Linked DNA regions of Homo sapiens: regions 1 and 3 are each linked to region 2. Evidence: chromatin loops called from intact Hi-C (ENCODE). Cell type or tissue: OCI-LY7. All regions are shown on one strand.

Region 1 (2,500 bases), 470 kb after region 2:
GGAAAGAGAGAAGTCAGAGGGGCTGGCCTCAGTAATCCAGACAGCAAATCTTACAGGGAAGACCCTCCTTATATCCTGGGGAAATTGGTATATGAGAAGTTAACTGGGTTTTTACCCTCTGAAAAGGAAATTTCTATAAGAAAGGGAAGCATCACTGCATTGCTTGATAACATCTGTTTTATCTTGCTTGTTTTATCTGACTTTCTCCCATGGCCAAGGAAACATGATGAAAGAACCAATTTCTTTCCTCTTTTAGAAGCTCTGATCATGGAGGAGACCATATCTGCAAGTCATCTAGGACTCAGCTCTTTTAGAGCTATCCATGGACTGGGAGACCCTTCTCCCACTTCAAGGAGCCCCTCTTTTGTACCCCCCAAACTTCCTGGCTTACAAAATTTGCTGCCAGATGTGGTGGTGTGGGAGTGAGGGTGGGTGGCATAGGTCATGTTGGTAAAAGGCCTCCCATAGGCGGGAAAACTGCAGAGCCAGGGGGCCTAGGGGAAGGCATCTCTTGCCTAGCAGATGCTGACAGAGGAAATGGCACATTCTGCCCATGCATCTGTCCTCATGATTCACATGCCAGCAATTCCTCAGGCTAGAACATACCTTGTAGGTCATTTTCTAGCACATGCCGTAACTAGATAGCCCCTAGGTCTCTCTAGGAAAGGTGACTTTCTAAACTTTTTTTGTATTCTGTCTGTAAAGTACTGCATACTTTAAGGACTTTTTAAACAATAATAGAGAAATCAGCTTCATCCCTGCTTCAAGACACATCACAAAGCTCCAATCACAAAAACTCTAGAGTTTCTGTAGAGGGATTAAAGTGTGGCAGTCTAGTGACCTAAAGGGATTTGACTTGAAGCTGTATTTGCTTAGCACACACGCTGTTTTTATCTTGATTTTAAGTTTATTGGTGCAGCACATGGAAATAATGGGCATCAAAGCCCACACCTCCCAAGCTGGTCCTTGATGCCATCACTGAGCCCTAAGTGAGAGGCCTGCTTATAATAGTCCTGCATTCTCAGCTTCCCTTAACCCCAAGAATAGAACGGTGTCTTGCATGCAGAAATAGGTTATTGGTGAATAAATTGCTTAATGAATTATCTAGTTTCCCTAACAGAGCTGGTTACTTCTTTCTCATGTGAAGGTGAGCACCTGGTGAGGTTTTCAGGAATCAGGTTCACCTTGAACACCATACTCAGGCCTTGGCGGCTCTCTGGGCCTGCCTGGCTCCTACAAACACCATGCAGTGTTTCTGGATCTCCTAGGCCCTCTAGTGGCTATTCTTAGGCTGAAATCCCTCAGAACTCAGCCTCTCAGCTCCTGCTAAAATTTCAACCAGTCCCTGAATTTAGAAATATGTATATATACTTATTTTGCTTCTCGTAAACTGCAAAGAAATAAATTTAATTATGTCTAGTTTCTGATCAAGATTTATCTGGTCTCATAGCCTTCCCCTGGTTTGTGTTTTAATGAGCTTTTTATTTTTCAGTTGAAAGATTATACCAGATGTCAAGACTTAACAGGAATCAAGACAGCATGGATTGATATAAGGGTAGACATAATTATCAATGGACAGAGTACAGACTCCAGACACAGACCTACACCTATATAAGCAACTGATTTTCAAAAGTATCCTGCTTGCCTGCTTGTACCCCCAAATGGGCTCTCCCTCACCCCAAATGCATCTTTAGGTTTGTTTCAGAGAATTTCTGATGGTCTTTCTCGCACAGAAACACACAAGGGGTCTAAATGGGTTCTTTATGCAGAAGAGCGAAGATTTCCAGGTCCAGTGGGCCAAAGTGCCTTCCCCTGCAAAGCCTTTGAGTGATTCCAGGCACCAGGGGCATCAAAGCCTTGGTGGGACCAGAAACTATTGCTGTTTTTTATGACTTTGGTAAGCACGTGAACTCAGGGCATGGTTTGAAACTGGCTGTGTTGGTCATTTTTATGAACTGATTTGTACAAACCCATGGGAAGCTTTCCTAAATAGAAACAGTCTGCATTATGGTGGTATCACCTTCATCTGACCCCTGGGAGCTCTAAAGAAAAGCCCATGATACTCACCTGGCCTTCAGCCTGACCAGGGGATTAGGCCACTGGCCAGGATGAGACTGAAGGAGGAAAGGAACCTATACAACTACTCTTCCCTTGGTTGAAAGGAAAGTCCAGAGAGAATAGCTATTTGCAAATATCTGGGCTTCTACTGGGTGCTTACTGTTGAGTATCTTATATTGGGACACAGGTATGTTCATCTCCATTTTACAGATGAGGAAATCGAGGCTCAGAGTTAAATATATTTCCCAAGGTCAACTAAGTAAGTGGCAGGATTAGGATCCAAACCCAATTCTAACACTCTCTAAAACCCACTCTTTAGCTAGCCCCTGCCTCTTAGCTTTGGGGTTCAGGTTCTTGACTCAGTCTATGCAAATGTTGCCTTCTGGAATTTGGCAGTGCACAACCTGCACATCTGTACAGTGTAGCTGAAACCAACTTCTGG
Region 2 (2,500 bases):
AGGGGAGGGAAGGTAGACACCACCTCTGATGGGAAGCATGTCAAAGACACTGTGGCTAATTTTTAAAATAAAGCAATGTTGAAACTACACTCCATTGTACTTCTACCTGGAAGCAGGGGATGGGTAGAAATGAAATTAATATTTATCACTATGAACCATGCATGATGTCAAATACAGTACACATGTTAGCCCACAACAACTTCCTGAATTAAAAAGGGCAGTTCCTATATTACAGATGAGGAACTGAAAGCACAGAGAGTTTCAGGTGCTCCTCAAATTACGCCAGTAGCGAGTAGCAGATTCTAATGTCAACGCCAGATGTGCCCAATGTTCATCCTTCCAGACTATTTTATGCTGCTGGAAACACGGCAAAGACAAGTAGCATGTTGGGAAGGGAATCAGCGTTCTCTTCGGCTAAAGCCTTTGTGTTCTCTATGGTAGGGTTTCTCAAACTTTAACACATATATACATCCCCCGGGCATCTTGCGAAAATAGATTCTCATCCTTCAGGGCTGGGCTGGGGACTGAGATTCCACATCTAACAAGCTCCCAGGGGATGCTGCTGCTGCTAGCCTGTGGCTTGCACTGTGGGATGTGGGGCTCTATGGCACAGCAGGGTGATAATACACTGGGGTGCAGTGCCCAGACAAGGCCCAGAGAGCCAAGCAAAGCATGCGTCCTTCCTTAGGGGCCTGATAACCTTCCCTATTCTGGGGGCAGTGAGAGTCTAAGGATAGAAGTCCAGGGGTGGGTAGTGGGTGGAATGTGGTTGAATTCCTTGGCAGTCTGTCCCACAATGCCAGTAGGCATAGGAAGAAGTTAGAAATTGCCATTTTCTTCTGGGAAAATCTTTTTGTTTATTCTTTCACTTTGGTTTTTCTGGAGTTGTACAAAAATACGGATAATTGCAAAAAGCTGGACTATTGCAATTGTGTGTGATTCAGACAGAATAAGCCTGAGAGGCATAACTGAGTCCAGAAAAATGCCAAGTCATAAATCAAAAGTGAGATCAAACTAATTATTCCAAGTGAGTCGATGGCACAACACTTGTTTATCTCAATACATAATCGGCTTCACTAATTAAAATGCAAATTCGATTGCATTTATAACTGGTAACCCTGCCAAGTTAAAGCTTCAATACATCTGATGTGTGAGCTGTACGAACTTTTCAGGGACACTAGGTGGCGCCCGTGTACTTTTCTTGAGAAAGCCAGGCTGCTTTAACCATTTAAAATTTCAATCAGTGGAAAGAAACGAGTTAGCCCAGTGGTTCTCAAAGACATTGAGTCAAAACTCTGGGGATTGGGCCCCAGATCTGTACGGTAAGTAATTCTTCCCAGACGATTTTATTTTTATACCAGTTGGTTAATGTAATGACATTGGAAACAGCTAGCACAGTTAAGCGCTTAATTGCTTAATTGTAATATGATAAAACTGAGGCTGAGAGACTTACTCAATTTGCAGGGATGAGACCCAAGAATCCCAATCCTTTTTTTTTTTTTTTTTTTTTTTTGAAATGGAGTCTCGCTCTGTCACCCAGGCTGGAGTGCAGTGGTGCGATCTCGGCTCACTGCAAGCTCCACCTCTTAGGTTCGCGCCATTCTTCCGCCTCAGCCTCCCGAGTAGCTGGGACTACAGGCGCCCACCACCACGGCCGGCTGATTTTTTGTATTTTTAGTAGAGACGGGGTTTCACCGTGTTAGCCAGGATGGTCTCGATCTCCTGACCTCGTGATCCACCCGCCTCGGCCTCCCAAAGTGCTAGGATTACAGGCGTGAGCCACGACGCCCGGCAAGAATCCCAATTCTTATCTGAACAGCTCTTCTACCAAAGCACGAAAAATAAAAAAAGTGGAAGTTTACATGAGGTTTGTTGTCAAAGCATCAAAGATACCTTTAAGCCTCTAAATTGTGTCCTGAAATTGAAGATACATCTCAGAAGAAAAGGTCGAACCTATCAAAAGAAACGCTACAACGAATTAACATTCAGTGGAGGTAATATTAGTATAAGGAAAAATAAACATTATGTAAGCATGTGACAAATAGGCTTGTAATGTGGCTCTCACACAACTAGATGACAGCATACTCCAAGGAACATACAGCGCTGGGCGACACTATCAAGGGAGAAGGAACAGCTCTAGGAAGTGCCAGAACATACAGTAAATACTACATAACTCCAAAGAGTCAGGTACCCCCCCAAGTTTTAACCCCTCTAAATTATAATCAAATTGATAAAACATAGCTCCACTCCATGTGGCTACAGAGTTTTCTGTTAAGATCCCCTGCCCAGTGTTATTGCTGAGACATATGTTGATACACAGGACAGACTATTACGGCCTGGAACTTTTTTTTTTTTTTTTTTTTTGAGACAGAGTCTCGCTCTGTCACCCAGGCTGGAGTGTAATGGCACAATCTTGGCTCACTGCAACCTCTGCTTCCCGAGTTCAAGTAATTTTCCTGCCACAGCCTCCCGAGTAGCTGAGATTGCAGGCATGTGCCAC
Region 3 (2,500 bases), 300 kb after region 2:
GCCAGGAAGCACTAGTAGGGAAGAGGGAAGTGAGACAGAGAATGGAAAGAATCTGATAAAGTGTGTGTTATCAAACCAGTTACCACCGTGGGCAAGAGGAGAAACTCTGTCCTGCAGAGGAACTCTAAAGGACAGTGTAGAACAACTTCAGAGCTGTCTCAACTGCAAAGTCAGAAAGCTGGGATATTTATCCATCAACTCCTGGAAGTCACTGGTTGAGGACTTCTTTGGGGAAACTAAGGCAGTAATTGGGTGTGTTCCAAAGCCAGGAAGAAGCCGTCAGGTGGTGAATGTTTGATGTTCCGGGTAAATTGTCTGTAGCATAGAAGTTGAGTGTTGAGGGAATATGGGACGATCAGTTACATGGGTGAGGAGTGTCACTCTACTGCAGCAAGTTGATCACTTGCCTTCTCCAAGCCTAAGCTATATCTTTTATATCCTAATTTTCAGCTCTTACTCATTGTCTAGCAGAGCGAATGTTTACCCATGATCAGTGAATAAATGAAGTGTATTTCCCAGGCTTATTCAAGCTCTTTATTTGAAAAATATGAGCATGCGGAACAATTTCAAGTTGACCTGGACATTTGAACTCTACCTGCAAGCACAGATCTGGAACATCACTGCCTTTGACTGGGGCATTGGAGTAAAGTCGTTATCCCTGCCTATTGCCCAGAAAATAATCTGTGTCCTTCCACATAGCATGTACTTTTTCAGCAAACTCAAAGCAAGCTAACTTTGTGGCCAGACTCACTACAATTGATCAGTTTTATTAAAGCCACGCGTAAGAGGCAGCCTTTTAATCCTCAAAGTAATTCCCAGTGTGAGCCTTTCAAGGCTAATCACCCTAGTGATTGAACAGGGTGAGAAGAATGAACCACTTTCTGACCTTTTAGTGAAGTCAAGTGCAGGATAATGCATGGATCATTTTCTTGATGATTTTATCTTGACACAACTGAATTTTTCTTAGGAAAGATTACAGCCAGACTTTTGGTGTTAAAAGTCTAAAGAAATACTTTTAGATTCACGAGTGGAAGTTCCTACATGTTTTTCTAGAAGATGTTAGGAGTCACAAGCTCAAAGACATTAAAGAAGAAAGGTCATTTTAATTATTCTACAAATATAGCTGTACTTTTTATTTCCACTTATTACTTTTTTCTCTAGAAATGGCTTTTTATGCTAATACTCCTATTTCGCTAGCATTGTGAGCGAGTGCTCCACCTGTCGGCCACTGCTGACATTACACCATAATTAAGCCGTATTTTGTTTTCTTTCAATGCGGCCTCCTGCTGGAACATGCTTTAGAGCAGTAGTTATTAAACCCAGAATCACCTGGACAACTAACAAAGAACACGACCAGGTTTCCTGAAGTACGACGGGGCCTGAGCTTTTGTATTTTTACTAAGTTCTGACCTTCACTGAAGTTGGAGGATCACTGCTGTTGATCATGCACACCAGATTTTCTCACTTTGAGCAATTGTTTCATGCAGAACACTAATGACAAATAATTTTAAATGTATATCACTCAAAAAGTTAATAAAAACAATAAAAGAAAATGGAAAGCATGTATTACAAAAACAAATTAATACTATTTTAGTATTAATCTAATTAGGAAACATTTCATTGTGTTTCAATGCTGAAGAAGCACTAAATAAATGCTCATGGAACTTGCAGGTTAGTCTCACAATAGGTGTTTACCAAATACTGATCTAGAATGTCACAACCTTCCTTTATTTAGTCTTCACTGCCAAGTTTTACCTTTAAATCAAGTTCCTCTACACTCTATAGTCCAAATTTCCCTTCCAGCCCAAGCTCCATTTTCTGATCATTTAAGTTATCTTTATTTAAAAGGCATTTATGTATTTCTATAATTCTGTACATAATTTACTATTGCTTGATCTAAATAATTAAATTTAAGCCAGTCAAGTCATATTATAAAGGAGACTGCAACTCAAAAGATGATTTGCATCTAAAGCAAAATTTTATTTTTATTTTTTTTTATAATCTTAACTTTTAGATTCAGGAGGTACATGCACAGGTTTGTTATCTGGGTATACTGCATGATGCTGAGGTTTGGGGTGCGATTGATCCCATAACCCAGGTACTGAGCATAGTACCCAGTTAGATTTTATTTATTTATTTTAATTTTTTTAAAGTTTTATATTTTTTTTCCATAACTTATTTGGGTACAGGTGGTATTTGGTTACATGAGTAAGTCATTTAGTGGTGATTTGTGAGATTTTTGTGCTCCCATCACCCAAGCAGTATACATTGCACCATATTTGTACTCTTTTATCCCTTTCCCCCATCCACTTCTCCCCCCAAGTCTCCAAAGTCCATTGTATCATCCTTATGCCTTTATAGCAAAATTGTAAACATTAAGTTTGAACCTCAAAATTAATTTTCTCAGCTCAAATATGAACAATTTCAGGTCAGCGTACATTTAAAAATTCTGCAAAAATAGTAAAGCTTACCACTTCAAACCAACTACTGTGGTTAAAAT

The links. Hi-C counts contacts between places; a loop is a spot of excess contacts. Peaks named below come from ENCODE experiments on the same cell type or tissue, not always from the same donor. Only the 100,000 strongest peaks of a DNase experiment are listed, where the experiment ranks them.
Region 1: it touches region 2 in a loop (9-fold over the local background); 42 of 110 quality-filtered maps call a loop at or near these places.
Region 3: a loop joins it to region 2, with 7 times the contacts of the local background. A loop is called at or near these places in 81 of 110 quality-filtered maps.

Annotation. Positions count from the first base shown.
Region 1 is chr20:10,089,489-10,091,988 of GRCh38, forward strand. The region is part of intron 3 of SNAP25-AS1 (SNAP25 antisense RNA 1); the gene reads right to left. Among named protein-coding and RNA genes, the nearest start is that of ANKEF1, 56 kb to the left of the region's middle. In OCI-LY7, CTCF peaks have their summits at 1,290 (motif pointing left) and 1,490; a DNase peak (open chromatin) is centred at 1,273.
Region 2 is chr20:9,616,061-9,618,560 of GRCh38, forward strand. All of the region lies in intron 3 of PAK5 (p21 (RAC1) activated kinase 5), which reads right to left. Among named protein-coding and RNA genes, the nearest start is that of LAMP5-AS1, 100 kb to the left of the region's middle. RefSeq lists an enhancer at 372-561. In OCI-LY7, CTCF peaks have their summits at 1,174 (motif pointing right) and 2,058; DNase peaks (open chromatin) are centred at 251 and 1,191; H3K4me3 peaks cover 1,044 bases; H3K27ac peaks cover 633 bases.
Region 3 is chr20:9,911,820-9,914,319 of GRCh38, forward strand. No RefSeq gene overlaps it. Among named protein-coding and RNA genes, the nearest start is that of PARAL1, 73 kb to the right of the region's middle. In OCI-LY7, CTCF peaks have their summits at 1,218 (motif pointing left) and 1,441; a DNase peak (open chromatin) is centred at 1,242.